Linked DNA regions of Homo sapiens: region 1 is linked to region 2. Evidence: chromatin loops called from intact Hi-C (ENCODE). Cell type or tissue: right lobe of liver. All regions are shown on one strand. Links, peaks and the distances in the headings refer to the core of each region. The heading gives the core; the rest is flanking DNA. Region 1 holds the start of FMO1 (flavin containing dimethylaniline monoxygenase 1). Region 2 overlaps FMO1 (flavin containing dimethylaniline monoxygenase 1).

Region 1 (14,520 bases), core at 6,404-14,403, 48 kb before region 2:
GGCAAGAGAGTGAGACCCTGTTTCCCCCTCAAAGAATGGTTTTAATTTGTTTGTGTCCACATTCATAAATATTGTAATGATTTAGGTATTAAGGTATCTGTATAAAAAAGGGAACTGCATTTGTTCACTAAAAATATCCTCATAAGTGCCTGAAGAAAAAAGTAGACACTTTGAAGGACCTTGTTTTGGGCAGAATTGCATTCTCAGGATAACAGAAAGAACTTTCAAACAATTTAGAAGAGGAATGAAGGAAAAAATTAAGAACGAAAAGAAAGAATAGAGACAGTGGGATAACAGAATGCTGTGTAGGTTCAAAGTGATGTCTCCCTGTGGCCCTTTGTATATTCAGTAAAGTTATTAAACACAAAAAATATGTAGTGGAGGTGGATTTTTTGTGGAATTGAAAAGGAGCTAAGCTTTATACATAGATTGATAGGAGGCAAAACAATAACAGCACGATCTGAGGCCAATGCAGACATGGACAAAGCCATGAAGTAGTAAGCAGAAGTCATGGACAGAGCTGTGAAATTGATGGTATGTGCCTGGGTACAGGGAGACCCCAGCTGCTATCCAAGTTACATAAATCTTAAAAAAGTCCTCAGGTTGCCTGAGCCTTAGAAAAGTTGCTAAAAACTCTGTGTATCACATAAGAGACCAGCTTGGAGTTGTTACTTTTACAAGACTCATAGTATCATAGAAAGACCTAAATATCCTCTTCAAGCAAGGACATATGGCTTACAGTTTATTCATTTATTAAACATTTATAAAGCACCTACTACATGCCAGGCACTGTGCTATGTCTGGGAATACCAAGAGGCACAAGAAAAAAACAAATGCAAGCTTTTGAGCTTTAGTTAATAGAGTTCTGCAACTATTTACAAAGAACTTCTATAAATATTATCCTACCTGATCCCCACCACAACATTGTGGGTTAGGCAAAGCAAAAATGATTAAACCCCTCTACAGATAAGGATGTTAAGGAACTTTGATTCCTCACTAGTATCCTTTCTGCTTCACTCCACTATACTATACTACTCTAAATATAACAAGGCTGTGGGACCAAGATGGACAACAAGAAACAGTGGCATTTGAAGGCTCCCATTGAAAAAACCATAATATGTATTGGGGGAATCTGCCCCCAATATTTCAACGTAGGTTCTTTCTATTTTCCGTAAGTGTCAGTCAGCTGAGAAATAAAGAGAGACAGTACAAAGAGAGGAATTTTACAGCTGCGCCATCGGGGGTGACATCACATATCGGTAGGACCATGATGCCCGCCTGAGTCTCAGACCAGCAAGTTTTGATTAAGGGTTTCAAAAGGGGAGGGGGTATAAGAACAGAGAGTAGGTACAAAGATCACATGATTCAAAGGGCAAAAAGCAGAACTACTAATAAGGGTCTAACAAAGATCACATGCTTCTGAGGGAACAGGACACTTTCCGGAAAAAGCAGAACCACTGATAAGGGTCTATGTTCAGCGGTGGATGTATTGTCTTGATAAACATCTTAAACAACAGAAAACAGGATTCAAGAGCAGAGAACCAGTCTGATCACAGATTTACCAGGGGGGAGTTTTTCCCCACCCTAGTAAGCCTGAGGGTACTGCAGGAGACCAGGGTGTATCTCAGTCCTTATCTCAACTGCATAAGACAGACATTCTCCAGGTGGCCATTTATAGACCTTCCCCCAGGAATGCATTCCTCTCCCAGGGTATTAATATTAATATTCCTTGCTAGGAAAAGAATTTAGTGATGTCTCTCCTACTTGCAGGTCCATTTATAGCCTCTCTGCAAGAAGAAAAATATGGCTGTTTTTGCCAGATCCCACAGGCGGTCAGACCTTATGTATGTCTTCCCTTGTTCCATAAAAATCGCTGTTATACTGTTCTTTTTCAAGGTGCACTGATTTCATATTGTTCAAACACACATGTTTTACTATCAATTTGTAGAGTTAACACAATTATCACAGTGGTCCTGAGGTAATGTACATCCTCAGCTTATGAAGATATAAGTGATTAAAGTAAACACAGGCATAAGAAATTATAAAACTATGATTTGGGAACTGATAAATGTCCATGAAATCTTCACAATTTATGTCCCTCTGCTGCTGATCCAGCTGGTCCCTCTGTTCAGGGTCCCTGACTTCACACAACAAATATGCATGTGAATCCTTCACTGGCAACCAAGGTATCCAGGTTCTCTCACCAGAACTGATTAGGACGCTGGTTTGACCCACTGAGAGAAGGAAGAACAGTGTAGTATGGTGGCCCACCTGAGAGCCACATGGGGCTGGGGAGCCCCCTCTGCCTAGCCAAGGGGGGCGGTGAGCGTATTACCCAGCTGGGAAAACTGTGCTTTTCCCATGGAACTGTGCAACCCATGGATCAAAGAATTTCACTCATGAACACACATCACCTGGGCCTAGCATCCCAACCCCAGGACATGCAGACTCTTAACAGCCTTGCCGCTGGAATCTGCTTAAGCCTATGGAGCTCCCAGGGGGAGGGCCGATCAGCATCATGGCTGCATCTGCCTGCTGTCTAAGCCATTTGAGCTCCTTGCGGGAGGGGCAGCAGCCAGCACTGGGACTCACAACTGCCTAACACACTGAGCTCCCTGGCAGAGGGAAGGGCAGCACCCATCTCTATAGCCCCAGGCTGTGCTTGTCCCCTGCTGGAGCCAGGGAGGCTGGACAGCTTGCTCCCAAGACTTGTCCCCCACAGCCCAACACACCAGCTGTGGCAGTCTGCAGGCAGAGTGCCTCTTCAGGCCTGACCCTGACCCATCCTTCTTCAATGGGTGGGGCTTCCTTGCAGGAACTCCAATAACTCCAGCCAGAGGCTCAGAGACAGAATGCAGATTCCCTGGGGCCTTAGCCACTAGCAGGAGATGTGGCTACAGTCTCCGCAAACCAGAAGACAGCCTTTCTTCCTGGTAGTTCTGAGGAATCCATACAGTCCAGATGACTGGGTTTCCCCCAGTGAGGCACACCCCCTCCACCAAGGGACAAAGTGCTCCATTAAAGGGGTCCTGTTCCCCATGCCACCCACGTGAGTGAGACTCTCCAACAGCAGTTGTCAGACACCCCATACAGGAGCAATCCTACTGGCATCAGGTTGGTGCCCCTAGAGGTCAGAGGTCCCAGATGAAGGAGCAGGCACCCATCTTTGCTATTTTCCAGCCTCCTTGAGTGATATCTCCAGGCACAGGAGCGAATCAGATGAATAAGACCTGAAGTGAACCCCCAGCAAACTGCAGCAACCCTACAGAAGAGGAACCTGACCATTGAAAGAAAAACAAACAAGCAGAAAGCAACAACAACCGAATCACAACAACAACAAAAAGCCCCCACAAAAACCCCATTCAAGGGTCAGCGGCCTCAAAGACCAAAACTAGACAAACTCACAAAGATGAGAAATAATCAACAAAAAAATGCTGAAAACCCAAAAGGCCAGAGTGCCTCTTCTCCTCCAAATAATCACAACATCTCTCCATCAAGGGCACAGAACTGGACAGAAGATAAGCTGAATGAATTGACAGAATTAGGCTTCAGAAGATGGGTAATAAAAAACTACACTGAGCTAAAGGAGTATGTTCTAACCCAATGCAAAGAAGCTAAGAACCTCGATAAAAGGTTAGAGGAATTGCTAACTAGAATAATCAGTTTAGAGAGGAACATGAACAATCTGATGGAGCTGAAAAACATACGATGAGAACTTCATGAAGCATACACAAGTATCAATAGCCAAATAGATGAAGCAGAAGAAAGGATATCAGAGTTTGAAGACCACCTTGCTGAAATAAGGCATGCAGACAAGACTAGAGGAAGAGAATGAAAATGAATAAACGAACCCTCAAAAAAAATGGGACTTTATAAAAAGAGCAAAGCTACAATTGATTGGAGTACCAGAGGGAGATGAGGAGAATGGAAACAAGCTGGAAAACACACTTCAAGATATTATCCAGGAAAACTTACCAAATCTAGCAAGACAGGACAACATGCGAATTCAGGAAATACAGAGAACACCACAAAGATACTCCATGAGAAGACCAACTCCAAGACACATAATCATCAGATTCTCCAAGGTCGAAATGAAGGAAAAACTGTTAAGGGCAGCCAGAGAGAAAGGCCAGGTCACCTACAAAGAGAAGCCCATCAGACTAACAGTGGACCTCTCAGCAGAAACTCTGCAAGCCAGAAGAGATTGGGGGCCAATATTTAACATTCTTAAATAAAATAATTTTCAACTGAGAATTTCATATCCAGCCAAACTAAGCTTCACAAGCAAAGGAGAAATAAAATCCTTTCCAGACAAACAAATGCTGAGGGATTTTGTTACCACCAGGCCTGCCCTGCAAGAGTTCCTGAAAGAAGCACTAAATATGGAAAGGAAAAACCAGTACCAGCCAATGCAAAAACAAACCAAAATATAAAAACCAATGACACTATGAAGAAACTACATCAATTAGTGTGCAAAATAACCAAATAGCAGCATAATGACAGGATCAAATTCACACATGTAATTGGCCTTAATGTAAATGGACTAATGCCCCATTGAAAGACACAGACTGGCAAATTGGATAAAGAGTCAAGACCCATTTGTGTACTATATTCAGGAGACCCATCTCACACGTAAAGACACACACAGGCTCAAAATAAAGGGATGGAGGAAAATTTACCAAGCAAATGAAAAGTGAAAAAAAGCAAGGATTGCAATCCTAGTCTCTAACAAAACAGACTTTAAACCAATAAAGATAAAAAAAGATAAAGAAGGGCATTACATAATGGTAAAGGGAATAATTCAACACGAAGAGCTAACTATTCTAAATATATATGCACCCAATACAGGAGCACCCAGATTCATAAAACAAGTTCTCAAAGACCTACAAAGAGACTTAGACTCCCATACCATAATAGTGGGAGATTTTAACATCCCACTGTCAGTATTAGACATATCAACAAGACAGAAAATTAACAAGGATATCCAGGACTTGAACTCAGCTCTGGATCAAGTGGACCTAGTAGATGTCTAAAGAATTCTCTACCCCAAATCAATGGAATATACATTCTTCTCAGTGCCACATAGCACTTATTCTAAAATCAACCACATAATTGGAAGTAAAACACTCCTCAGCAAATGCAAAAGAACTGAAATCATAACAGTCTCTCAAACCAAAGTGCAATCAAATTAGATCTCAGAATTAAGAAACTCACTCAACTACACAGTTACATGGAAATTCAACAACGTGCTCCTGAATGACTCCTGGGTAAATAATGAAATTAAGGCAGAATCAAGAAGCTCTTTGAAACCAATGAGCACAAAGAGAAAATGTACCAGAATCTCTGGGACACAGCTAAAGCAGTGTTAAGAGGAAAATTTATAGCACTAAATGCCCACATCAGAAAGTTGAAAGATCTCAAAAAAACACCCTAACACCACACTTACAAGAGCTAGAAAGGCAAGAACAAACTAATCCAAAAGCTAGCAGATGACAAGAAATAACTAAGATCAGAGAAGAACTGAATGAGATACAGACACAAAGAAAACCTTCAAAAAAAAAAATCAATGAATCCAGGAGCTGGTTTTTTGAAAAGATTAACAAAGTAAATAGACTGCTAGCTAGACCAATAAAGAAGAAAAGAGAGAAAAATCAAATAGACACAATAAAAAATGATAAAGGGGATATCACCACTGACCCCACAGAAATACAAACTACCATCAGAGAATAATATAAACACCTCTATGCAAATAAACTGGAAAATCTAGAAGAAATGGATAAATTCCTGGACACATACACCCTCCTAACCAGGAAGAAGTTGAATCCTTGAATAGTCTAATAACAAGTTCTGAAATTGAGGCAGTAATTAATAGCCTGCTAACCAAAAAAAGCCCAGGACCAGATAGATTCACAGCTGAGTTCTACCAGAAACACAAAGTGGAGCTGGTACCATTCCTTCTGAAACTATTCTGAACAATTGAAAAGGAAGGACTCCTCCCTAACCCATATTTTGAGGCCAGCATCATCCTGATACCAAGCCTGGCAGAGACACAACAAAAAGAGAAAACTTCAGGCCAATATCCCTGATGAACATCAATGCAAAAATCCTCAATAAAATACTGGCAAGCTGAATCCAGCAATACATCAAAAAACTTATCCACCACGATCAAGCCAGCTTCATTCCTGGGAGGTAGTGCTGGTTCAACATGTGCAAATCAATAAAGGTACCATCACATAAACAGAACCAAAGACAAAACCGCATGATTGTCTCAAGAGATGTAGAAAAAGCCTTTGATGAAATTCAACATCCTTTCATGTTAAAACTCTCAATAAACTAGGTATTGATGGAACATATTTCAAAATAAGAGCTATTTATGACAAACCCACAGTCAATATCATATTGAATGGGTAAAAGATGGAACCATTCCCTTTGAAAACTGGTACAAGACAAGAGTGCCCTCTCTCACCACTTCTATTCAACAGAGTATTGGAAGTTCTGGCCAGGGCAATCAGGAAAGAAAAAGAAATAGAGTGTATTCAGATAGGAAGAGAGGAAGTCAAATTGTCTCTGTTTGCAGATGACATAATTGTACATTTAGAAAACTCATGATCTCAACTCCAAAACTCTAAACTGATAAGCAACTTCAGCAATCTCAGGATACAAAATCAATGTGCAAAAATCACAAGCATGCCTTTACACCAACAATAGACAAGCAGGGAGCCAAATCATGAACAAACTCCCATTCACAATTGCTACAAAGAGAATAAAATACCTAGGAATACAGCTAACAAGGGATGTAAAGGACCTCTTCAAGGAGAAATACAAACTACTGCTCAAGGAAATAAGAGAGGACACAAACAAATGGAAAAACATTCCATCCTCATGGATAGGAGGAATCACTATCATGAAAATGGCCATACCGCCCAAAATAACTTACAGATTCAATGCTATTCCCATTGATATTCTTCACAGAATTTAAAAAATTATTTTAAACTTTATAAGAAATCAAAGAAGACCCGGTATAGCCAAGACAATTGTAAGCAAAAACAACAAAGCTAGAAGAAACACACTACCTGACTTCAAACTATACTACAAGGCTACAGTAACCAAAATAGCATGGTATTGGTACCAAAACAGGCATATAGGCCAATGGAGTAGAACAGAGACCTCAGAAATAACACCACACATCTACAACCATCTGATCTTTGACAAACCTGCCAACAACAAGCAATGGGGAAAGGATCTCCTATTCAGTAAACGGTGCTGGGAAAACTGGCTAGCCATAGGCAGAAAACAGAAAGTGGACACTTCTTAAGCCTTATACAAAAATTAACTCAAGTTGGATTAAATACTTAAATGTAAAACCACAAACCTTAAAAACCCTAGAAGAAAACCTAGGCAATACCATACAGGACATAGGCATGGGCAAAGACCTCATGACTAAGACGCCAAAAGCAATTGCAACAAAAGCCAAAATTGATAAATGGGATCTAATTAAACTAAAGAGCTTCTGCACAACAAAAGAAACTATTATCAGAGTGAACAGGTAACCTAGAGAATGGGAGAAAATTTCTGCAATCTATCCATCTGACAAAGCTCTAACATCCAGAATCTACGAGAAACTTAAACAAATTTACAAGAAAAAAAACAACCCCATCAAAAAGTGGGCAAAGGATATGAACAGACACTTCTCAAAAGAAGACATTTATGCAGCTAACAAACATGAAAACAATCTCCACATCACTGATCATTAGAGAAATACAAATCAAAACCACAAAGAGATACCATCTCACACTAGTCAGAATGGTAATTATTAAAAAGTCAAGAAACAATAGATACTGGTGAGTCTGTGGAGAAATAGGAATGCTTTTACATTGTTGGTGGGAATGTAAGTTAGTTCAACCATTGTGGAAGACAGTATGGTGATTCCTCAAGGATCTAGGACCAGAAATAACATTTGACCTAGAATTCCAATACTGGATATATACCCAAAGGAATATAAATTATTCTACTGTAAAGACACATGCACACATTTATTGCAGCACCATTTACAATAGCAAAGACATGGAACCAAACCAAATGCCCATCAATGATAGACTGGATAATGAAAGTGTGGCATATATACAGCATGGGATACTATAAAAGGAATGAGATCATATCCTTTGCAGGGACATGGATGATGCTGAAAGCTATCATCCTCAGCAAGCTAACACAGGAAAAGAAAACCAAATACCATTTGTTCTCTCTCATAAGTGGGAGTTGAACAATAAGAACATACGGACACAGAGAGGGCAACAACAGACACCAGGGCCTGTTGGGGGTGAGGAGTGAGGGAAGGGAACTTAGACGATGCAGCAAACCACCATGGCGCATGTATACCTATGTAACAAACCCACGCATTCTGCACATGTACCCATTTTTTTAGAAAAAATTTTAAAAAATGATACCATGTAATACCTTTTGTATTAATTACAAACCCCTTAGGCAGACTCAAGATAGAATTCTAAGTGATATGATAGATAAGATAGTTTCTAACGTACAGTTGCAGGCTTTGTCACAAATGTTTATCAAGCTATAAAGATGTTTAAAGAAATTCTTAAAAAGAAAAACATAAAAGTGGCTGTTTCCTCCAATCTTCAGATAGTGGATATGTGAGTCACTGAATCACCACTACTGACACTAGTAAACTCATTTCAAGCATAATAATTGGCCTTAAGTAGTCTTGGTTCTCCCTCCAACTCCACTTTCAGTGCTTTCATTCTAAAGGTGGGTTCTCAGGAAAAGAAAAATAATAACCTCGAGGTGTAAGGAACAGAGGGAATTACTTCCTTTAATGTGTGGCATTAAAAAACAAACACTCACATTTTAGAATGACAGGTATCTGTGGGGAAGATCTGTGTAGGTAGGGGACCTTTGATGCTTCGAGTGTAGCGGGAAGTTGTGAGTTAGGGAATTGTGTTTGTCTTAACTTTGTTTTTTGTAGAGAGAAAAACAATTTCACGGGGTGGGTCCAATTTTCAGACTAAGTAAATTCTGTGCTCTCTTTCAGCTCTAAAATTCTGTGGCTCTAACTGTGAATCAGAGAAGTGAAATAGAGTAATGGAAGTGAGACTGAAGAAGATGGTTGACAACTCAAGATGAATGAAAGACAAATCTAACACCTGAAACCATAAAAATACTAGACGATAACATCAGAAAAACTCTTCTAGACATTGACTTAAGCAAAGACTTCATGACCAAGAAGCCAAAAGCAAATGCAACAAAAACAAAGATAAATAGATTGGACTTAATTAAATTAAAAAGCTTCTGCACAACAAATGAAATAATTAGCAGAGTTAACGGACAACCCACAGAGTGGGAGAAAATCTTTGCAATCTATACATAAAACAAAAGACTAATATCCAGAATCTACAAGGAACTCAAACAAATCAGCAGGAAAAAACGAACAATCTCATCAAAAAGTGGGCTAAAGACATGAATAGACAATTCTCAAAAGAAGATATACAAATGGCCAACAAGCATATGGAAAAATGTTCAACATCACTAATGATCAGGGAAATGCAAATCAAAACCACAATGCAATACCACCTTACTCCTGCAAGAATGTCCATAATTTTAAAAATATAAAATTATAGATGTTGGCATGAATGTGGTGAAAAGGGAAAACTTTTACACTGCTGGTGTGAATTTAAAGTAGTACAACCACTATGGAAAACAGTGTGGAGATTCCTTAAAGAATTGAAAGTAGTTCTACCATTTGATTCAGCAATCCCACTACTGGGTATCTAACCAGAGGAAAAGAAGTCATTACACAAGAAAGATACTTGCACAAGCATGTTTACGTCACCACAATTTGCAATTGCCAAAATATAGAACCAGCTCAAATGCCCATCAATCAATGAGTGGATAATAATTTATGATACATATATATATATACACACACACACACACCATGGAACACTACTCAACCATAAAAAAAGGAACAAAATAATGGCATTTGCAGCAACCTGGATGGAGTTAGAGACCATTATTCTAAGTAAAGTAACCCAGGAATGGAAAACCAAACATTGTATGTTCTCACTCATAAGTGGGAGCTAAGCTATGAGAATGCAAAGGCATAAGAATGATACGATGGACTTTGGGGACTTAGGGGAAAGGGCAGGAGGGAGGTGAGGCATAAAAGACTACACATTGCGTACAGTGTACACTGCTTGGGTGATGAGTGCACCAAAATCTCGCAAATCACCACTAAAGAACTTTTTCATGTAACCAAACACCACCTGCTCCCTAAAAACCTATCGAAATAAAAAATATACTTTTTAAAAAAGAAGATGATTGAGAAATACAATGAAGGAGCTAAGAAACATCCCTCTAGTGCATTGATCAATAAAGACTTGGTATGATGCATTAACAACCAATCCCCAAACCTCGATACCTTGAAATAAAACAAAGATTATTTCATGTATGTGTCCATTAGTGTAGGCCCTGCTCATCACATTCACCAGGTATTCGGACTAATAGAAGAGCCATCTTGAAAGTTGCTGATTACCACACTGAAGGAAAAGAAAGTTCTATGGAATCTTACTGGCAATTAAGTGCTCTAGCCCAGAAAGGACACCTTACTCTAGCTCACAGTTCTTTGACCAGAACGAGTCACATTCCTCCCAACCAACCGCTAGAGGGCCAAGAAGAACAATCCTACCATTCATCTTCCCTGAAGGTAGGAGGTCCAGAATATTTCCTAAAGAGCATTATTGTCTACCAATTCAGCTTCTTAGGGTCTAGGTCCACTCGAATAAGGGGACTACATATCCTTCCTTATCCCATGGCCTAGAGTATAACTGACTAACAAAAATCCCTAAAAATAGCAGAAACTGAAGTTGCCACCGAAGGCCGGTCTTCTCATTTTTAATTACTACAAGTCTCTTGCTGATTATGGAAAATGAGATGATATAATAAAATCATCATCTTATTCTCAACCAACAGTTTAAAGTCCTGTGATTCTCCTTATGTTAGCAGCATGCCTGGTAAGGCCCAGGGACAAGTTAAGTCCCACCATTAGTGTACCAAATCCCAGTACTTACATACTTACCTTGATGTGTATATGCTGCACACCAAGGTAAATTACAAATCAAACATATTCTGATTTTTGAAAACATACTTGAACTAATAGTCATTTTAAAGGCTTACTCTCTGGGTATAATTAAGCTTGAAATCATCCAAATATTATTATTTTCATAGCTGCAGCAAAGCAGCTGAATTTCACAGAGCTAACAATGCTGTCTCTGTGCTGAATACTTAATAAGCCAGAAATGAGGCAAAAGGTGAGCCCAATGAGCAAGCAGTATACTCAGTGATACACAGGACCTCCAGGTCAAAGGGTTATACCATGTTGAAAATCAAGGAAAAAGACATATTCTTTCAGAAATTTCTCTCTGCTTCAGTCCACCAACCTCTCATGGAATTTATTCTCTGTACCTGTGGGAGTCATTTCAGTGTTATGAACCAGCAATCAAGACACCTTATCTGGTCCAACAATGACAGCATCATCATCATCATCATTATCATCATTACAATCATACACAGTATTTACTATATATACACAAATCTCTTGACATAGATTATCTCATCTAATCCCCACCACAACTATCTGATGCAGATGTTATTATGCCTGTTTTATTTATTTTTTAGAATTTTTTATTTTATTTATTTCAATAGCTTTTGGGGGAGCAGGTGGTGTTTTGTTACCTGGATAAGTTCTTTAATGGTGATTTGTGGGTTTTGGTGCACCCATCATCTGAGCAGTGTACACTATACCCAATGTGTAGTCTTTTATGCATCACCCCCCACTCCAACACTTACCCCCAAGTCCCCAAAGTCCATTGTATCATTTTTATGCCTTTGTATTCTCATAGCCTAGCTCCAACTTATGAGTGAGAACATAGAATGTTCAGTTTTCCACTCCCAAGTTACTTCACTTAGGATAATGGTCTGCAACTCCATCCAGGTTGCTGTGAATGCCATTATTTCATCCCTTTTTATGGCTGAGTAGTATTCCATGGTATGTATATACCACGAATTATTTATCCACTCATTGATTGATGGGCATTTTGGCTGGTTTCATTTTTTGCAATTGCAAATTGTGCTGCTATAAACAAGTGTGTTCAAGTATCTTTTTTGTATAATGACTCCTTTTCCTCATTTTCAAGACAGCATCAGCTGCGGTAGTATAGGGAGAATGCAAGATTGCCCTAAGGTCTCCTGGATAAGTATTCGTGTTTCTCAGGCTAATAGTCAAAACTATTACAAAGTTCAGCTGGAAGTTTCCTTCTCCCTGTGGTCCTTCCTCAATTTCACTGGCAGCCCTCCTCAAGGACCCCTGTGAGATAAAGTCAGAAATGACTTCCCTGGGCACCAAGAGTACCTACAGGGCTCTTCCCACTGCTTCTACTTTTATATTTCGTTTTGCTCTCTAAATTCATCCCAGCTCTAGGTAAGGTTAAATCCTTCTCCTGTGATCTGGATTTTTAGGTTCCCTAGTGGGTTTGCGTGTTTGGAGGCAGATTTTTTCCCCCACTCACACTTTGGGCACTCACAGTTTTTCAGCTGTCTCATGGAGTTTGCAGCGGCAAGCCACTTCTTTCAAAGGTCCTGTGAATTCTTTTGGTTTTCCTGGTATGTTCATGCAGTACTTCTTGGAGGAAAATTTCACTGTGTGAGTCTCCACATGCTGTTCTGTCTGTCTGCGTGGAAACTGCAAGTTAGTCCTGCCTCCTATCCACCATTTTCCAACAATCTGTCGTTAACCATTTCAAAGTATAGAATTCAGTGGCATTTAGTACATTCATAATGCTGTGTAACCACAACCTCTATCCAGTTTCAAAACACTTTCATCACACCCAAAAGAAAACTCCATACTCATTAGCAATCCTTCCCCATTCCCTTCTTTCCCCAGCCCCTGGCAGCCACTCGATCATGCCTATTTTAAATTGAGGAAACTAAAGCTGAGAAAAGTTATACAATTTTTCCAACATGACTCTGATAATAGCTGGTGAACGCAATACTCGAACCCAGGACTTGTGATTCCCAAGATCAGACTCCTCCCATATACCTGTCTTTTATTTCCCAAGTGCTTGGGCAATCAGCTGCACTTAAAAAGCCTTTACAAATTGAGTTTACTAATGTGAGTAATATATGATTTTTTAAAAATAATAATTGTCCCTAAAGGTGAAATGGATCAAAGCCCTTAAAAGTGAATCTGTGGTGTAGTAACTGTTAACATAATTGTCTTATTTTATTCTCATCCCCTTAAAGAATAAAACTGATGAACAAGTGAGGATGCTGGTGTAACTCCCTAACTTAGTTTATAGTCTGTAAGCAGAAGAGTGAGTCTAAAGTACATATCACCAGACAGTGTTTCTCCTAGCATTTCGCTGTTGCATTAATCAACAAGTTAAAATATAAACAACGGCTAACCTTGGGTTTCAAATTTAACATTCCTTATCTCTTAGACCAGGTTTATCCACTGTGCTGGGGACTCCCAAGCCAGCACTGGCTCATACTGATTCATTTTGATCTCTGCTAATACCAGAGTCCTGCGTGGCAGAGCCATTGGCACCAGAAATTACAAGTACGTAAAGTAAGTAACCAGATATAATCTCTGATTTCTTTGGATGAGGAAAGTGGGGTCTGGAGTTTTCCTGTTTTGTTATTGTGCTCCAGGGAAGAACCACCTTATCAGAAAGCAGCTTTCTCTGTCCAACCCTGGAGGAGCTATAAAGCTACTCCTTGGCCCAAAGTATAGGAGTAGTAAATGTTTGGATACTTATAATGGGACAATATCATTGATTCAACCACTTAATAATCTACCCAGCAGTATACTTACCTGTCTTCCATGTACACAGGTAAGTATACTGTTGGGTAGATTATTAAGTGGTTGAATCAAATGGGAAAAACTTGGATTTCTAATGCAAGAGGAAAAGTCTCTTTTTTTTTTTAGTGCTTCCATCAGCAGCTTCTAACATTGTCTGAGATCATAGTTTTTGAAGGGTGACTACCAAATGTTGGCATTTGGCACAAGTGGGAAGCAAAAGGCAAGCCCCTTTAGAATTTGACTAATCTGTTCTGTCATGTCATCTTTTTTTCTGTTGTTAAAAGTGTTTCGTGCTTCATTCTATGTATTATGTCAAAATTTATTGATTTCCATGTGATTGGCACATCTTTTTTACTAATCCTGCTCCAGTTAAATTCACAAGATCATAAACATCAAGGGTTTGAAAATCATTTTTAGATATTCAGGTCTATGCCATCTGTTCTGCAGATGGAGAAACTGAGTCCTTGGTTATTAGAGTTTCCCCTGCATCCTAGGGAATCTGCTATGGCCTTGTAACTGGCACAGAGGACCTAAAGCCTGGGAGAATTTTTATTTGCTTGTTGTGGTTAGGAACATTTGAGTAAATGAGGAGCTGCTGCTAGAGGACAGAAATCCCAGAGTATGGCCCTCCTTGGACCCAAGTTTCT
Region 2 (16,835 bases), core at 4,922-12,921:
GTAAAGAGTCTTGGCCCTCCCCTCTCACTCTCAATCCAACCAAAACATTTCTGATTGTTTTGTGGTTTGATAAAACCACTTTGTTTTATCTGTTCATCTGTTTCTGCGTTTGATATACATTTTCACTTGAAATAAAGGTTCTGTGGCAAAAAAAAAAAAACAAAAAACAGCAAGTTTTAAAATCATTGCATCTAAGGAACTTATTATCACTCTCTTGTTCATATATATTCCCAAACTTCAAGGGTTGATCTATCCTTGTCAAGGTACCAAATTCCAAAACAATAATAGCATTTTAGATGTCTCTTCTTTATCCTCAACCTGGGATATGATTTGATCTTCATTATGGAACTCCAGTGTAATAGATAACTAATTAGAACTGCTATAAAATGAAAATCTTCTTGTCACGCATGTCAGCAAACAATTTTAGGGGCCAGGTGCAGTGGATCATGCCTGTAATCCCAGCACTTTGGGAGGCTAAGGCAAGAGGATCATTTGAGCTCAGGACTTTGAGACCAGCCTGGATGACATAGCAAGCCCCCATCCCTACAAAAAAAATAAAAGTTATTTAGGCATGGTGGCTCATGCTTGTAGTCCCACCTATTCCTAAGCCAGGAGGATCGCTTGAGCCAAGGAGTTCAAGGTTGCAGTGAGCTATGATCATGCCACTGCACTCCAGCCTAGGTGACAGAGCAAGACCTTGTAAAAAAAAAAAAAAAGAAAAAAGAAAAAAAGAAAAGGAAAAGAAAAATTAATTAATTAATTAAAGCCTAATACCAGCATTTCAGGGAATTTTACCCTATAGATTTTTGTGGCTTTTCACATTATATAAATCATTGGATTTGTTATTACTGAATAATGGAATTTTATAAAGATTTAGAAATTTTAAAATATATTTTCCTCTAGAAATTGCTAATTATTTCACAAAAGAACTAAGATGCATTATGAGCACTCAGAGCACCCATTAAAAGCCATATGTATAAAGTATCTTTTGAAGGGACTCATCTTGATTTAAGAAACAGAAGGAGACCGTTAGATAGGTAGGGAAATAAAGGGGAAAATGCAGAAACCATCCCAAATTCTGCAGCAGTATTTGTTTGCTTTGGGCACTTGTACTTGTTCTAAGATTATCAGTTTTTTTGTCTTCACCTTTTCCCCCAATCTTCCTTTTATAAAGGTTTGGCTTGTGCTACTGCAAGGCTTTACAATCAGATTATATCACATACATAGATGAACTCCTGACCTATATCAATGCAAAACCCAACCTGTTCTCTATGCTCCTAACGGATCCACATCTGGCTCTGACCGTCTTCTTTGGCCCATGCTCACCATACCAGTTCCGCTTGACTGGCCCAGGAAAATGGGAAGGAGCCAGAAATGCCATCATGACCCAGTGGGACCGAACATTCAAGGTCATCAAAGCTCGAGTTGTACAAGAGTCTCCATCTCCCTTTGAAAGTTTTCTTAAAGTCTTTAGCTTTCTGGCTTTGCTTGTGGCTATTTTTCTGATTTTCCTATAAGTAAAAGATCTCCTAAATGGAAGATGCACAGAGTAGATTTACAATGCTCCAATTCCTCTCTTACAGCAATATTGCCTTCACAGTTATAAACTGTATTCAAATAGTAAAGGCCACCCTCTCGCTTCCCTGGCTGGCCCCAGGGCTACCACTGGTATTCCTGAGCCTCTCCCAGCTCCACTTCTAATGCTAGAGAATGATAACTAAGACTTCTGTGCATTTGAAGGTTGTTGGAAAGTTACAGGTTCATTTTAGAAAGAAAGCTGTTCTTGACAGCACTCTGAGCCATCATACCTCTTTCCCATATAAACTATTTTCACAGATCTCAACTAAAACCCCTTACTTCACAAATGATTGTGTTGTGCTGAAATGGTGCTCTTATAGTACTGGCTTATTAAAAGTAAAAAATAAACCTAAAAATTGATTGTTTTAAGTGATCTTTTGTTCTCTTATTAAAGATTGGGAAAAGGGAGAAAAAGATGAGGATTCTATGAATAAAGCTCATAAAAGGATAGGGGGTTCAATGAGTTACTTTGAGAGTTTCCCAAAGGACTGTACCTGCCTGGGACTGTTCATTCCTCCAGAACACTCTTTATAACAAAGCTGTTACTCCAGCTGGCCTCCCAAAGACCCAAATCAGATTCCACAGAAAACCACCACCTCCACGGGCTCTTAGAACCAGCCTCCAGCAGCCAAAGGAAAAAGCCTACCTGCTTAGATCCTCCTTCACAACCCTGCTGTAAGAGGCAAATGGAGCTGCCTCCTTTTAAAGAGTCAATGAGAACCAACCAAATTCAATTGGAATTCATTAGATAAAGAGCACAGCCAAGAAGCTTTTAATGGAGAGAAAGCAGGGAGAGGAAAAAAGGGAAAGAAAAAGAGGAACAAAAGCAAACATCGTGTCAAAAGCAGCAGTTTCAATGAAACTAGACCCAGCCTATCTCACAGTTACAGCTGATGAAGATATGACTCATAATCAGGAAAGGCTTTGCTTCACTTCATCTCGTGGCTTATATGGAAAACCCTGTGGGTAAACCTCACCTCACAGAGAGGTCCACAGTTTGGATGCAGGGACAAGATTCAAAAACTGTGGCGTCAGGAAAAGAGTGATCTCTGTAGGGCCAGTACAGATACAGATCATTTCTCCCCAACTTTGTTTGGCTCTGCCAACTCTTCAGTATTGTTCCATTTCTTACTTTTCCTTGTGACCTGTTTCACTCTTACCATAGAAACACATGATGAAGAATTGCCCCCACTGCATACAATCTAGATTACTCCTAGAAATGCTTTTCTTTCCATTGAAACAAAGCTGATATTTTAACTTTCCTCATGAAGCTGGCTGGGGAGAAGTTTAGTGCCCAAGGTGAAACAAGGAAGGATAAACTCCTCAGGCCACAGTGGCAAATCATGACACAAGCGGCCACCTGAACCTGATCATATCTACTGCACTGGGAGACTGAATATACATATGGTCAATGACCAGACCATTTACAGCAATAGATTTATAACCTACAACCCCTGCAGCAATCAGCTCAGAACAGTCAGGACTTGTTTAATGAGTGCCAGCTTCTCTACTTGTTGCCCCTGCTTCTAACTCAGGAGTGACGAAAGAAAGCCAAATAAGCTTCTCAAACCAGTCCCATCTGATGTCTTGCTTCTAGTTAACCTACCTCCACCTTCCCTATGCCAACAACCATCAGTGAGAGTACCTGAAGCCTTCCCTTTCTTTCACTATAAACACACACAAACACACACACACACACACAAAACCTCCCCTGCTGCCTTTGAATCTGTGCCAAACATTAGTGGTGGTGCCAGCAAAAAAAAACATATATTATGTAAAGACTACAGCAGTAATTATAATGCTGCACATTTTATACTATTTTAAAATTAATAAAATGCCAACTGTTATCTCACTTAATCCACACAATAATGATGTGATTGGGAAGACGACTGTACTACATACACAATTTGACAAGTAAGAAAACTCAGATAAGGAGATGTCAATTGATTTGTCCCAGGTAACAGGTAAAATGTGGCTGAGTCAGAACATGAGAATCCAGAACATACATCACAGGCTTTTTACCATTTAAGCCCACTGTCTCCAATGTTCAAATGACTCCAGAAGCCTTAATAGTGATATTGCAAAAGCCATATTACAAGAATGTTACTCCATGAAAGTATCTGTAGGTCTCTCTCCCTTTCCCACTCTCCCTATGAGTGTGTGTGGACCTGTCTGCCTGTCAATTGTCAATCGTTCATGCTGTGCCTAGAATTTCATATCTTTCCCTTTATATATATCTTTAATTTCTGAATCCATGGGTTTGAATCTCCACATGCATCTTTTTCCCTGTGCATTCCTTTTTTTTCCTGACTATGGCTGTGCTAGGCCTCCTCTATGACTATATTATAGAACAGACTCAAAAGTCTACAAGTCTCTAAGACTGTGTTATAGAACAGACTCATTTCTAGTCTAGAAATTATTCCATGCACACTCCTGAAAAAAGTATCATTTTTTTCTGTTCAGAAAAAAAAATTGAGTGAATTCTCATAAATCTAGCAAAATAGGAAATACGTAAAACATTTTGACATTACATTACTTACTCTGTTTCTTGCACACTATTTAAACCAGAAGAGCTTCTGAGGCATTTCCTGTTTCTTGCACACTATTTAAATCAGAAGAGCTTCTGAGGCATTTCATCACCAAGAGTAATTTTATGTTTTCTGAAAATATTTTTAATGTCTATTAATAGTACCCCCTGCTAGACCAGTCTTAAGTAAAGTTACCTATCTTCTCATGTACCAATGCTCTGGGTCTTTCAACATGTCCCATCGTGTGGAGATGCTTGGAGAACCAGCAAGGGCCCTGCCACTTACTAGCTGTGTGACCTTGAGCAAGTCACTTACTTTTCCTAAGCTACAGTTTTCCCTTCTATAACATAGAAGTTATCTTCTGAGAATTTATTTTGCCTCATAAGGATGTTATGAGGATTAAATGGCATGATCCACATAAAGTACTTCGCATAAATACTGTACAAGGTATGTGTTCAATAAATGATAGCTATTATTACTATGTTACCCAAGCAAGATGTATGTTTTATCGCCTGATTTATTTTTTCTAGGCCATAGACCTAGCTCCTCATAGGGCATTGACACCACAGTATGTCACAGGCCTCTCAAATGCAGTATGCTCAAAATTAAACTCATTTCCCAACAGTCCTTATTTTCCCCAACAGTCCTTACTTAACTGCTAATGTCATCATCCTTATCCTCTGTAGGGAAATGAACAATTTCCGTGAATAATTACACATCGACTAAGGACATTAATGAGGTTATTTGATTTTTATTCTATGGTAACTATTTTATAACTCAGTAAATTATAGATAACTAATAGCAGTGCAAAATAATTCTTGTCTATAGACACGTAGATAATGTCCAGCAGAAGTCTAATTGGCGTCCCTTCCCCACTGTGCGAAAAACTAGTTTTGCCTCCATTTGCACATTCATTTCAACATTCCTGATTTATACATGCGTATTTTATCTTTAAATTTTCTTTTGAACTGATTGTAACATCTTACCAATTTCCTTTTTAATAACAAGTGAAATAAAATCTCTAATACGTGTCTATCTTACATTTGTATGAATCACAATTCTACCTTCTTTGAAAATTATCTTTTAACTCTTCCAAGGAATAGCAACACCATTTACCAATAGTTATGTTTCCACTGAAACACATCACCTTTGACACTCTAACCCTCATACCTCATATCCAACAGCCTATGAGCCTTATCAAGTGTGTCTCTAACACAGAGCAAAGACCACTGTGGTACTGAGTGCAAACACATGGGCTGTAGAGTCAGATGGCCCGGGTTGAATCCTACTTTGCTGCACAACCTTGGGCTAGTTATTTAATGTCTTCTAACTTCAGTTCCTTTATCTATAAAATATGGAAGTAACACTTCAGCATTGCTGTAACGGAGAATTAATGAAGATAATCCATGTAAAGCATTAGGCCAGTGCCTGGCATGTGGTCAGTGCTTACCTAAAGGTAACTATTAATATCTCACAGACTCATCTGTCTCTTACCCTCCCTTCTTCCTCACTGGCTAGTTTAGACTCATTTAATTTCTTCCCTAGGTTAGTGCTACCTGGCTTCCCTGGTCCCCTTACCACCATTTAGTCCCTCTACCCCTGTCTCCCTGCTTCCCCAAGAATAATTTGTGGGTGATGCCATTCTCAGAAGCAGTCATAGTAAGAGGAGATAAAAATGAAGAGCTTCTTATGTTCTCCTACCCTCAGTGTCGCTGTCTCAATCACTGCTTCCCAATTTAGGAAGTTTCACATGGGGGCTGTAAACAACTGAGAAAAACAACATCTTTTAGAGTTGTCCTGTCCCTCATGAGATAGAATACATTATTATTTTAAAATATTCTAACTTGAGAGCACTTTGATTAAAAATGAAAGAAGACTGCATTTAATTCTTTCTCTGAAAGACAAAAACTTTGTTAGACATTTTAAAGTGGACCTAAATATTTTAAGCCAAAAGGAAAAATATGAGATCAGCCTCTATTATTGAGCAAATTTTCCTACAGAGTAAAACTTATACTACTTAACTATGCATTTTTTTTAATTTCAGACATTCATTTTTGTGGACGTATAAGCAGCCTTTATAAAGAGTATGCTTCTTATTAGAGTTATAGCCAGATTAGTAAACAGAGAAGGAGCGAGTGCAATATGAGGTTAGAAATAGGAGCTAATCTTAAATGCCGGCAGCAAAGGAGAATCCATGTTAGCAAAATGCTCCTCTGCAAAAGCCATACTATAATATCAAGACATAAAAGGACTCAAAGGGACATATTCCAGGCCATTAGGGGAGGAAAGTGGTCATTGTGGAATCAAAATGATATTAAATGCATTTGGGGGCAATTTGGCAATATCGTGCATAATTTTAAATGCATGTATCCTTTGACACAATTACGTATCTCAGAGTCTATTCCATAGAAATTGTCATGTGTACAAAGATATTTATACAAAGATGTTCATTGTCATATTGTTTGTAAAAACAAAGAAGTGTTGTCAGTGGAGGAAAATGATGAAACAAGTCTCATTTCAAGGTTGTGAAATTTATTTAGTTACTAAAGGGTGTTAAATCAGACAAGGTAAGTGCTCTGTTCTTTATAAGACTGCTGTTGCCAGCATATCTAGGACAATAATTATAATGGTTATTGTACAATAAACATAGGCATTCCTTGGTATACAGGCCTGGTTCTGTGTCTTGGGTTTAAGCCGTCCACAACAGCTGTCGTCTGCTTCTAATCCTGCATTAAAGGTTGATGTTTAATGAACTGGAGGCAAAGGTCTTTGGTGGGAGTTACAGTCTACTCAGGACATTGTGCCTTTTTAAGATGAGAGATGTGAATCCATGAGTCTATACCCTCTAATTTTGTGGCACATGGATTAGTCAATAATACCTGGTATAGTACCCCTTCCACTGGGGTTGAAGGAAGTCCTTTATTAGATGTCCTTCCCAGTAGACAAAATCTCTTAGTTGCAGATCATGGCCAGGCACCTTATCTTCAGGGTGCATACTGTGAAAGGAATTATTTACCAAATCTTAATTTTTTTTTTTTTTTGAGACAGAGTCTCACTCTGTCACCCAGGCTGGAGTGCAGTGGCGTGATCTCAGCTCACTGCAACCTCCACCTCCCAGGTTCAAGGGATTCTTCTGCCTCACCCTCCCAAGTAGCTGGAACTAGAGGTGCATGCCACTACACCCAGCTAATTTTTGTATTTTTAGTAGGGACAGTTTTCAGCATATTGGCCAGGCTGGTCTCGAACTCCTGACCTCATGATCCACCTGCCTCGGCCTCCCAAAGTGCTGGGATTACAGGCATGAGCCACTGTGCCTGGCCCAAATCTTGATTTTTTTTACGGTAATAAATGAGTCCCTCACAATATTGCAATATATCTCCCTTAAGAAGAGTTGGATTGGTTATGTTCATTCCCATACACATGGGCCTTCCTGTTATAATTTCATAAGGGGAAAGTTGATGTTTTCCAAAAGGGGTGGATCAGACCGTAAGCAGCTTTGGACCAGGGGAGGTGAAATGCCTCTGTGAACTTAGCCAATTGTGTTTTAATTATTCCATTGGTCCTTTCCACCAGGCCTGAGGACTGGGGGTGGTAGGCACAATGGAAATGTTGAAATATGGGCCAAATTTCACAAACATCTTGAATAACCTGGCCGGTAAAGTGAGCTCCCCTGTCACTGTGAAGTTCACAGGGGACTCCCCACAGTGGGATAATTTTTTGTAGAAGAATTTTCCAACTGCCATGGCTGTTGCTTGCCTGCAGGGAAAAGCTTCAACCCAACGGGAAAACATGCAGACCATTACAAAAACATACTTAACAACCTTGAGATGATGGCAGCCAGATAAAATCAAGCTGCCATACCTCAAAGGGTCCAGCCGGAAGGAAAAAATGACCGTGGGCCCCATGGAGGGTCTTTCCTAGGTTTTGTTTGGGACAAATAGCACATTAAGAGTAACCTTTTTGGGCCGGGCGCGGTGGCTCACGCCTGTAATCCCAGCACTTTGGGAGGCCGAGGCGGGCGGATCACGAGGTCAGGAGATCGAGACCATCCCGGCTAAAACGGTGAAACCCCGTCTCTACTAAAAATACAAAAAAACTAGCCGGGCGTAGTGGCGGGCGCCTGTAGTCCCAGCTACTTGGGAGGCTGAGGCAGGAGAATGGCGTGAACCCGGGAGGCGGAGCCTCCAGTGAGCCGAGATCCCGCCACTGCACTCCAGCCTGGGCGACAGAGCGAGACTCCGTCTCAAAAAAAAAAAAAAAAAAAAAAAAAAGAGTAACCTTTTTGTGCCACTGTGAAGGATGGTTTCCAGTAATATTGTTTACACCAGGGTATTATTTTATCTAGATTCCAATGGGTTAGATTATGAACATACTCCATAAGGGACACCTGACATCCCATTGGAATAATGGGTTTATTATTAGGTCCACATCATATTTCACTTTCAAGAGACAAGTACCTCCCTGCCTGTTTCCAAGTAGATTTCTCTTCTGTAGGAGCTATGCTCTGGGTTTCTTTCAACATGTTTTTAAGTATTTGGGGTTTTATGGCCATTTCCCAGATTGGGACTGGTGGCTCGGATGCTGCTCTTTTAGCTGTAGCTTCAGCCAGTTGGTTACCCTAACTTTCTATGGTGTCTAATTTTGAATGACCTGGGATTTTCATAGTTGCCAAACATTTTGGTTTTAGAATAGCTTCTAATAGCTCTGATACTTGTTGTCCATTTTTTATGGGTTGCCCCAAGGAGGTTAAATATCCTCTCTCTTTCCATAACATAACAAAGTCATGAGCAACCTCAAAAGCAGCAGTCAGTGTAAATGGTTGCAGCCTTGTCTTTTTGCCAGTTGGCAAGCTCGGGTCAGGGCAATCAATTTGGCTACTTGAGCTGATCTGGCCTGGGGAAGAGGACTGGCTTTAATTACCTCTAGTAAGGAAACCACAGCATATCCTGCTCTAAAATTTTCATCCTCTCCTCTTAAATAAGACCCATCTGTATACCATTCTGTCTCAGCATTATCCAGTGGCATCTCCTGTAGGTCTGTCCTGGGAGAGAGAAGTCAGTCAGTCATCAGAGCACAGTCATGGGGGGTTTTGTTGGAAGGTCCTGGCAAGAGAGTGGCTGGATTAAGATTATTACAGCAGGAAATGGTAATATTGGGAGATGATCAAAGCAAAATTTCATAAGAGGCTAACCAGTTGACAGATGTTGAGTATGATGAGAGTTTAGAAGGGCTTCAAGAGAATGTGGCACAAAAATGGTAAGAGGGGAACCTATAATTGTATCTTCAACAGATTTGTACAGAAGGGTCATGGCCGCTATTGCTGTCACACAAGGAAGCAGCCCTTGAGCCACAGGGTACAGGTGTTGACTATAATAGCTTATAGGTCTCTGATGATCACCATGTCTCTAGGTCAGTACCCTGGATGCAGTACCTCCAGTTTCATGTACGAAAAGGGAGAAAGGCAATTTGTAGTTTGGGTACGTTAAGGCTGGGGCATTAGTTAGAATTTCCTTTATTTGTTGTACAGCTGATTGTGCCTCTGGAGTCCACCTGATGGGATCAGGTTGTTTATTTTTTAGGTATGCATACAGAGGTTGAGACATAAGGGAGAAATATGGTATCCAGTTTCTACAATAGCCATCCAGGCTTAAAAATCCTCTAAGTTTTTTCTTAGCAATGGGCATTGGGAAAGCTAAAATTCCTCTCACTCTGTCGGGGTTAATACTCAGTCTTTTGACTAAGATAATATGCCCCAAATACTTAACTTGCAGTAAGCATAGCAGAAGTTTGTCTTTGGACACTTTATGTCCCTTGGTGGCTGTTTGAGTAAATATAGACTATCTTCCTGAAAGGATAGATAGTGTGTCTGGACAAAGGAGAAAGTCATCCACATTCTGAATGAGTGTTGAGTCCTGGGGAAAAATTAAATACTCTAAATCAGCTTTTAATATTTGGGAAAAGTAAGTGGGACTTTCTGTATACCCTTTGGGACATTACAGTCCACATATATTGCTGTTCTTTCCAAGCAAAAGCAAACAAATACTGACTGGATCTACAGGAATACTAAAGAAGGCATTACAGAGATTCACAACTGAGAAATACTGGCTGGTAGTGGGTATAGCTGATAGAAGGGTATGTGGGTTGGGACTACTGGGTGCCTGGGTATTACAATATTGCTTATTGCCCTCAAGTCCTGCACAACTCTCCGTCCTCTCTTGCTTAGTTTCTTTACAGGGAATACAGGGCTGTTGCAGGGGCTTGTGCAGGGAATAATAAGCCCCTTTTTCAGATAATCGTGTATGATAGGGGCAATTCCATCTATGGCTTCCTGTCGTAGAGAATATTGTTTAAGGTTGGGTAGGGGTTTCTTTGGGTTCATCTCCACCTTTATTGGAGTGGCTGAGAATATTTTTCCTATATCTGCATTTGACTGAGACCATAAATGGGAGGGGATATCCTTGAGTAAGTGCTCTGCTTCTGGCATTAACAGGAAGACTGGGGAAGCTAGAAAGAGTTGTAATGTTTCCTGTTTTTTATTCCAGTGTTTTCTCTTCCCCCCAATATTTCCTTCTCTGTCTCCATTTTATTTTCCCAGTCACAAGCTTATGTTTTAACATTACTAGTAGTAAATTGTGGTACATTGTCAGGACATTTTTTAATTTGGTATTTTTGGTACCCTGGCTCCAATTCTAAAAAAGGTTCACTTTTTTATGAAAAAGAGATATAGACATTATGGATGTGGAGGAGGTCACAGCCCAAAAGATTGACAGGGGACCCAGGGCATGTAAGAAACATATGGGACCTACTGAGCATGTCACACTTAGAGCCTTCAGCGGGGGAGCTGAACCTGATGAACCAGTAAGGTACAGATTTGGACTTAAAACATAAGATTGTTTTATTAGACACTCCCGCCATGTAAATTCTTTCATTACTCCAGAGAATGGGGTTTCTAATTAAGACAGGAGTTATCAGCAATATGGTCACACCTGCATCAAATAAGGCAGTTGTAAGCTTACGGTTTATTATATTAGTCTCTCCCAATTTGTTTGTCAGGGTAGAATATTTGGAGAGGTGAAACCCCTGCATTTCCTTGGAGCATCCCTCGTCTTCCAGAGTTGCATTTTCCTGCCTTTTCTTTCAGCCTAAGGTAATCCCTCTTAAGGTGTCCCGGTCTTTTATAGTAGTAACAGACTAGAAGTGAAGAGTTCTCAGACTGAGGAAGCTTAGATTCTTCCTGGGGCCAAGAGAAGTTAATTGCTTTAGCTGTAAATGCATAACTCAGGCAATCTTCTGTTTTTCCTTTTTTATCATAGTGTGGGCTAATTTGTCAGCTAGGTTAACTCGTTCATTAGTTCTGGCTATGGCCCAATTTGTCATGTGGTGTTTTACAAGGGTGGCTAAATCACGATCTAGTCCATTTAATTGAAAAATTTTTTGTCTGGGCGCAGTGGCTCATGCCTGTAATTCCAGCACTTTGGGAGGCCAAGGCAGGCGGATCACAAGGTCAGGAAATTGAGACCATCTGGCCAACATGGTGAAATCCCATCTCTACTAAAAGTACAAAAATGAGCTAGGCATGGTGGCGCGTGACTGTCTTCCCAGCTACTCAGGAGGCTGAGGCAGAAGAATCGCTTGAACCAGGGAGTCAGAGGTTACAGTGAGCCGAGACGGCACCACTGCACTCTAGCCTGGGTGACACAGCGAGACTCCATCTCAAAAAAAAAAAAAAATTAATAAAGAAATTTGCATCTAATAATGTATCATTTTTATTGTTTTTAAAGCAATCAGCTGACATACTGCAACACTGTCTTAAAGTTTTATTAGAATGTGTGAAATAGTCTAAAACTGATTCATTTGGGTTCTAGCAGCATTGTTGGATTTTATTCCAATCCATAACCCTTTGGAACACTGAAGGAATGCTATTTAACAGAGCAGTGACTCTTTCCAGCACGTTTTTATGCCTGTCTTCTGAATTCGGTGGGGCTGGTTCTTGTGACTCTATTGGGCCTTCAGGGGTCAAATCTGCTATAGGATCTGACCATTATGCTTTTTCCAGCCATTCCTTAGCTTTAGCTTCTGAGATCAAGATGTAGACTAGCTGATGAAGGTCTGAATAACCTAGCTCATATAATGAGCTCAAATTCTCAGGCAAACCCAATTGGATATTTATGAGGGTCAGGAAATTCTTTATGCCTTGTAATTCAGCCTTTGAATAGGGTTCATAGACAATCACTGGGGTTCCCCTACCTGTTATTGGCTGTTCCCAAAATGGGGTTATCATGAGAGAAGTCCCTGCGGAGTTCCCCTTTTCCACATCTTCCAGATGAGATGCTGCATTGGGGCTGTCGGGTAATCTTCCGTGGGTGGGGTCTTTGAAGTCAGATTCCCAACTGCCTTCTGTTAAGTGAGTGTTAAACATGCAGGAGAAGGTGGGGACAGATCTGGTCCCGGAATTTCAGAGAGGTCAGGGTAGAGTGGGGTTGGAGGTGGAGGTGGGGGAGGTGCCTAGGGGGAAGCAAGAGATCCCAAGGATTTATTTAAGGGAGATAAAAGATGAGAGAGTTCTTGACTAGCATTTCTAACTTGTTTGTTCACCTCCTGTAGGGAGATGAGGTGGCCTTCCCCAGTTTTGCTACTTTCCAGATACCACTAAAAATGGCTCTCCCATTCTGGTTGTTTAGTTTTTGTCTCTGCGTTTTCCATCTTGGTTTGCAAGTACACTAATTTGGGCATCTCAAAAGATTCCCATTTAAGCCACTGTAATTTAGAATCTGCTTTAGTTATAGTGGTCCACTTGGTTAAATATTTGCATGATGATTCACCATAAGTATTTTGCATATACCCAGCCAGAGTTTCTAATGGGGGAAGTTTATCTTCCACAGCTGCTGGGGTCTTAGAGGCCTCGTTCTCCATAATTTAGAGTTCCTCTTTGGATTTGACCAAGTCAGGACATGTGTCACACCCAAAATATGCTGCTTGCAAACCTAGCTTTTCAGGGCCATTACACCCTGAACTGGTTTGGTCCACACATATTGCAGCTACCAGGCACAATGTGTCAGGGGCTCAAGGTGCAGGAGGCGTTAGTTCCTTGCATGCACCTGCCAGCTGAGATTAGACCCTAAGTATGTTCTTCTGAGGGGGAAACTTATTTAGAGCCACTGCACATCTTAGGGAGCATTTCTCCCAGACACCCTCATGTGATTCTCAGTCACCTGAGAATGCCTAGAAAGGCTAAGGGGAGCAAGGTGTTCTATTTCTTCAGAGTGGAAGATTCCACACTAATGAGCTAGAGGGTTTGGTGTTGGTCAAATGCAATAGGGGAAAGGATAAAAACATACACATATAGGCATACACAAAAACATAAACAAACAAAACAGTTAAGCAAAACTCACAATGATCACACAAGTTATACGATTTCTGAGTGTTCTAAGTGTAAGCAAGAAATTAACACCAGCTTGTTCTTAATGCTAATGTTAGTCATTTAAAAGAATTTGCAAGACAGAATCCCAAACCAGTTTCTTACCTAGCGATGGGGGCCCAAGCTGAAGACAACTCTCCAGTGATGCAGAAGCAGATGAGCTTGCCTTCCTTGATGGAAGCAAGTGGAAAAACTCCCACAAAATAAAGACTTTTTTTTTTTAACAGCATTCAAACCTCAGATCCCCAACTGAAAAACGCTGGAAGATTCCCAGACTTCGGCAAATCATCCTATCGGTTTGGGCTGTAAGGTGCCCAAGCTAGTACCAATCACCAAGAGGCAAACTGCAGCAGGCCAGGTATCTTTCACTCAGGATCCCTTTGTGGTTACCAGATGTCAATCAAGAAAAATGATGAGACAAGTCTCAATCATTTCATGAGATTTATTTGCCAAAGTTAAGGACTTGCCCAGGAGACAGATCTATGCCTTTCTCCAAAGGCAAAAGGCTCCAAATTTAAAGTGGAAAGGGCGGGATATTGAGAAGGACACAGTTTTCATGTAAGTGCATTTTTACATAAGATGACATAAAAGGAGCAGAGGAAAAATACAGGAATCTGCATTTTACATAAGATAACACAGACAACATGGAGTAGGGGAACAATCAGATATGCATTTGTGTCTGGTGAGCTGAGGTAACTGCACATTATAAAGATAAGCTATCAATTTGCACTGCCATGGTGAAGTTTTAACAATTCACTAGGAATTTCCTTGTGGGCAAAATATGGGGGAAGTGTGTAGCTCTTCATCTTGTAGCCATCTTATTTAGGAACTAAAAGGGGAAGGCAGATTTGCATGACCCAGTTCCCAACTTGACTTTTCCCATTGGTTAAATGTGTTTGGGGTCCCAAAATTAATTTCCTTTCACAGTGTAAATAACCGTGTCTGTCAGTAGTGGTATTGAAATGGCTCCGTTGTCTGGGGATATACCCATGGTTCTTTGTCTTGCTCCAAGAAAGAATTCAGGACATGGACACACACAAGGAGTGGGTTTAGGAGAGGAAAGTTTAATAGACAAAGAAGAGAAAGAAAGCTTTCTCATGCTGAGAAAGCAGGTCGCCCAAGAGAGGGTCTCCAGGTTTGGGGTGGAACACGATCAATTTTGCACAGAGGCTTGAGGACGCAGTGATTGATTTACCTGGTCAGTTGGTTTGACCAGGTGTGCTATTTAAATAGCCTATGAAAAGACTGGCCCTTCCACCCTAATTTTTTGTTATGCAAATGCGGCTTCTACCTGGTGGTCACTATGACACCTGCACAGGTGGTGACAAGGAAAAGAGAGCACAAAATGGCATATTGAACATACCTTGCTTCCAGGTACAGCTGCTGGCATTTACATATAAAAGCTTCTAGCTTGCATATTTATGCTTGCAGCTCGACTTTTCAGGCTGCTTTCTGTGAGGGAAGAAATGGTTTGGGGGCTGCTTTTTACTGAAGGAAAATTTCACTGAGAACTCTTTTACCCTTTCTAGCTGCCTAAAATTAATTTATTAATAACTCCTATGTTAGTATGGTTAATTTATGACACAACCTGTCACAACCAACACTAACACTAGCACAGACTGCTTGGGTTCCAGGGGGTTGCTCCACCATTGCTACTATTTCAAGAAACAGAAAATTCAAAGTTAACTGGCATGACAAGAAACAACTGGTGGCTCACATAATTGGGAGTCCAGCAATAGGGAGGGCTTCTGGGTGGACTTAATCCAGTAGCTTCGGTGACATTCCCTGAGAATGGGAATTCTCCACATTTCCCTTGGATCTGCCCTTCTCCCTAGGCCAGCTTCATTCTCAGTGTAGTAAGTGGATAGTACCAAAATTTCAGGCTACAGTCTGCAGAAAAAGAGGGGAAAGTAATTCCAGGAGTCTTCCAGAAGGACAATCTGACAGGTAGCTGCTTGCACCCAAAAAGTCTGTTTCCCCCTTCATCCTGGTCACATGGCCACCTCTCTGGCACGTACATTTCCCAGTCTTCCTTGCAGTTTGTGTGGCCATGTGACCAAGTTCTTGAAAACAGTATGTGAATAGAGATAATGTGTGCAATTTCTCCCTCACTTACTTAAAAAAGGAAATTGTTTACTCTAAACTTCTCACTTTCTTTTTTCTGCAAGCCGTCATAGTCATGGCAAGGTCAATCCAGCCAGTCCAGTCCCATCCCTCCAGAACTCAAGCACACTATCCAGAGGCCTGGAGATTGCCTAACCTAGTCTACCTTCCCTGGCACCTAAACAGGCTGACCCAACCTGCTGATACCACCACAGCTAGCACCCATTCACATACACTACCAGTAGGCCAGGAGACTGGCTTACACAACCTGTCACAACCAACACTAACACTAGCACAGACTGCTTAGGTTCCAGGGGGTTGCTCCACCATTGCTACTGCCATTGCTCACATCACACCTGCTGCCCAAGGAAGAGGGGAGTTAGACTCTACTAACAACCACTCACTAAGCCACTGAGGAAATCATAGATACTACTGATACTGTTTACAGCTGAAGAAATTATACAGTGTCTACACTCCCGCATGCACCCAAAATCAAAGTAAAAGCACCCCATGGAACCAAAAATGTAAATAAATCTTCAGGAAAAATCCTCCCCAGCAAAAGCAACTTCAAGAAATTGGAAGAAGTTATTGTTACACCAGATGCAGAGATATCAATATAAGGGAACAGAAAATGTGAAAAAACAAGAAACTATGACACCCCCAAAGGAACACAATAATTTTCCAGCAACAGATCCCAAGCAAAAAGAAATTCATGAAATCCCAGATAAAGAATTCAAAATACTGAATTTAAAGCAGCTCAGTGTGATACAAGAGAACACTGCAAATACAGGTTTCTCTGTACTGAAAACAATACAGAGAAATCGGGAAAACAATTCAAGATATGAATAAGAAATTTACCAAGAGATAGATTTTTTTTAAAGAACAAAGAGAAATTTTAGAAGTAAAAAATTTATTGAATGAATACCAAATACATTTGAAAGCTTCAATAATAGACTAGATTATAGAGAAGAAATAATCACAAAACTTGAAGACAGGTCTTTTGAAATAATTTAGTTAGACAAAAATAAAGAAAAATGAATAAAAATAATAAGCAAAGAATTCATGACATTTGGGACAACATAAAGCCACCAAATATTCAAATGATCAGTGTCTTTAAGGGCAAAAAGAGAACAAAAGGATTGGAAAACCTATTTATTAAAATGTTAAAGGAAAACTTCCTAAGTCTAGCAAGAGACTTAGCCATCCAG

What was found. Peaks named below come from ENCODE experiments on the same cell type or tissue, not always from the same donor. Only the 100,000 strongest peaks of a DNase experiment are listed, where the experiment ranks them.
Region 1: it touches region 2 in a loop (2.3-fold over the local background); 11 of 110 quality-filtered maps call a loop at or near these places.

What each region holds. Positions count from the first base shown.
Region 1 is chr1:171,234,985-171,249,504 of GRCh38, forward strand. It overlaps FMO1 (flavin containing dimethylaniline monoxygenase 1), which reads left to right and starts at 13,510. Exons shown (of 9, transcript NM_001282693.2): 1 at 13,510-13,639. It overlaps FMO1-AS1 (FMO1 antisense RNA 1), which reads right to left. Exons shown (of 5, transcript XR_922278.4): 2 at 12,597-12,743. In right lobe of liver, for the core only: a CTCF peak has its summit at 10,676; a DNase peak (open chromatin) is centred at 10,657; H3K27ac peaks cover 454 bases.
Region 2 is chr1:171,284,028-171,300,862 of GRCh38, forward strand. It overlaps FMO1 (flavin containing dimethylaniline monoxygenase 1), which reads left to right. Exons shown (of 9, transcript NM_001282693.2): 9 at 1,175-1,934. The coding sequence ends at 1,517. Among named protein-coding and RNA genes, the nearest start is that of FMO4, 22 kb to the right of the region's middle. RefSeq lists enhancers at 14,536-15,328, 15,329-16,119. In right lobe of liver, for the core only: no CTCF peak of the experiment used is centred there; a DNase peak (open chromatin) is centred at 8,964.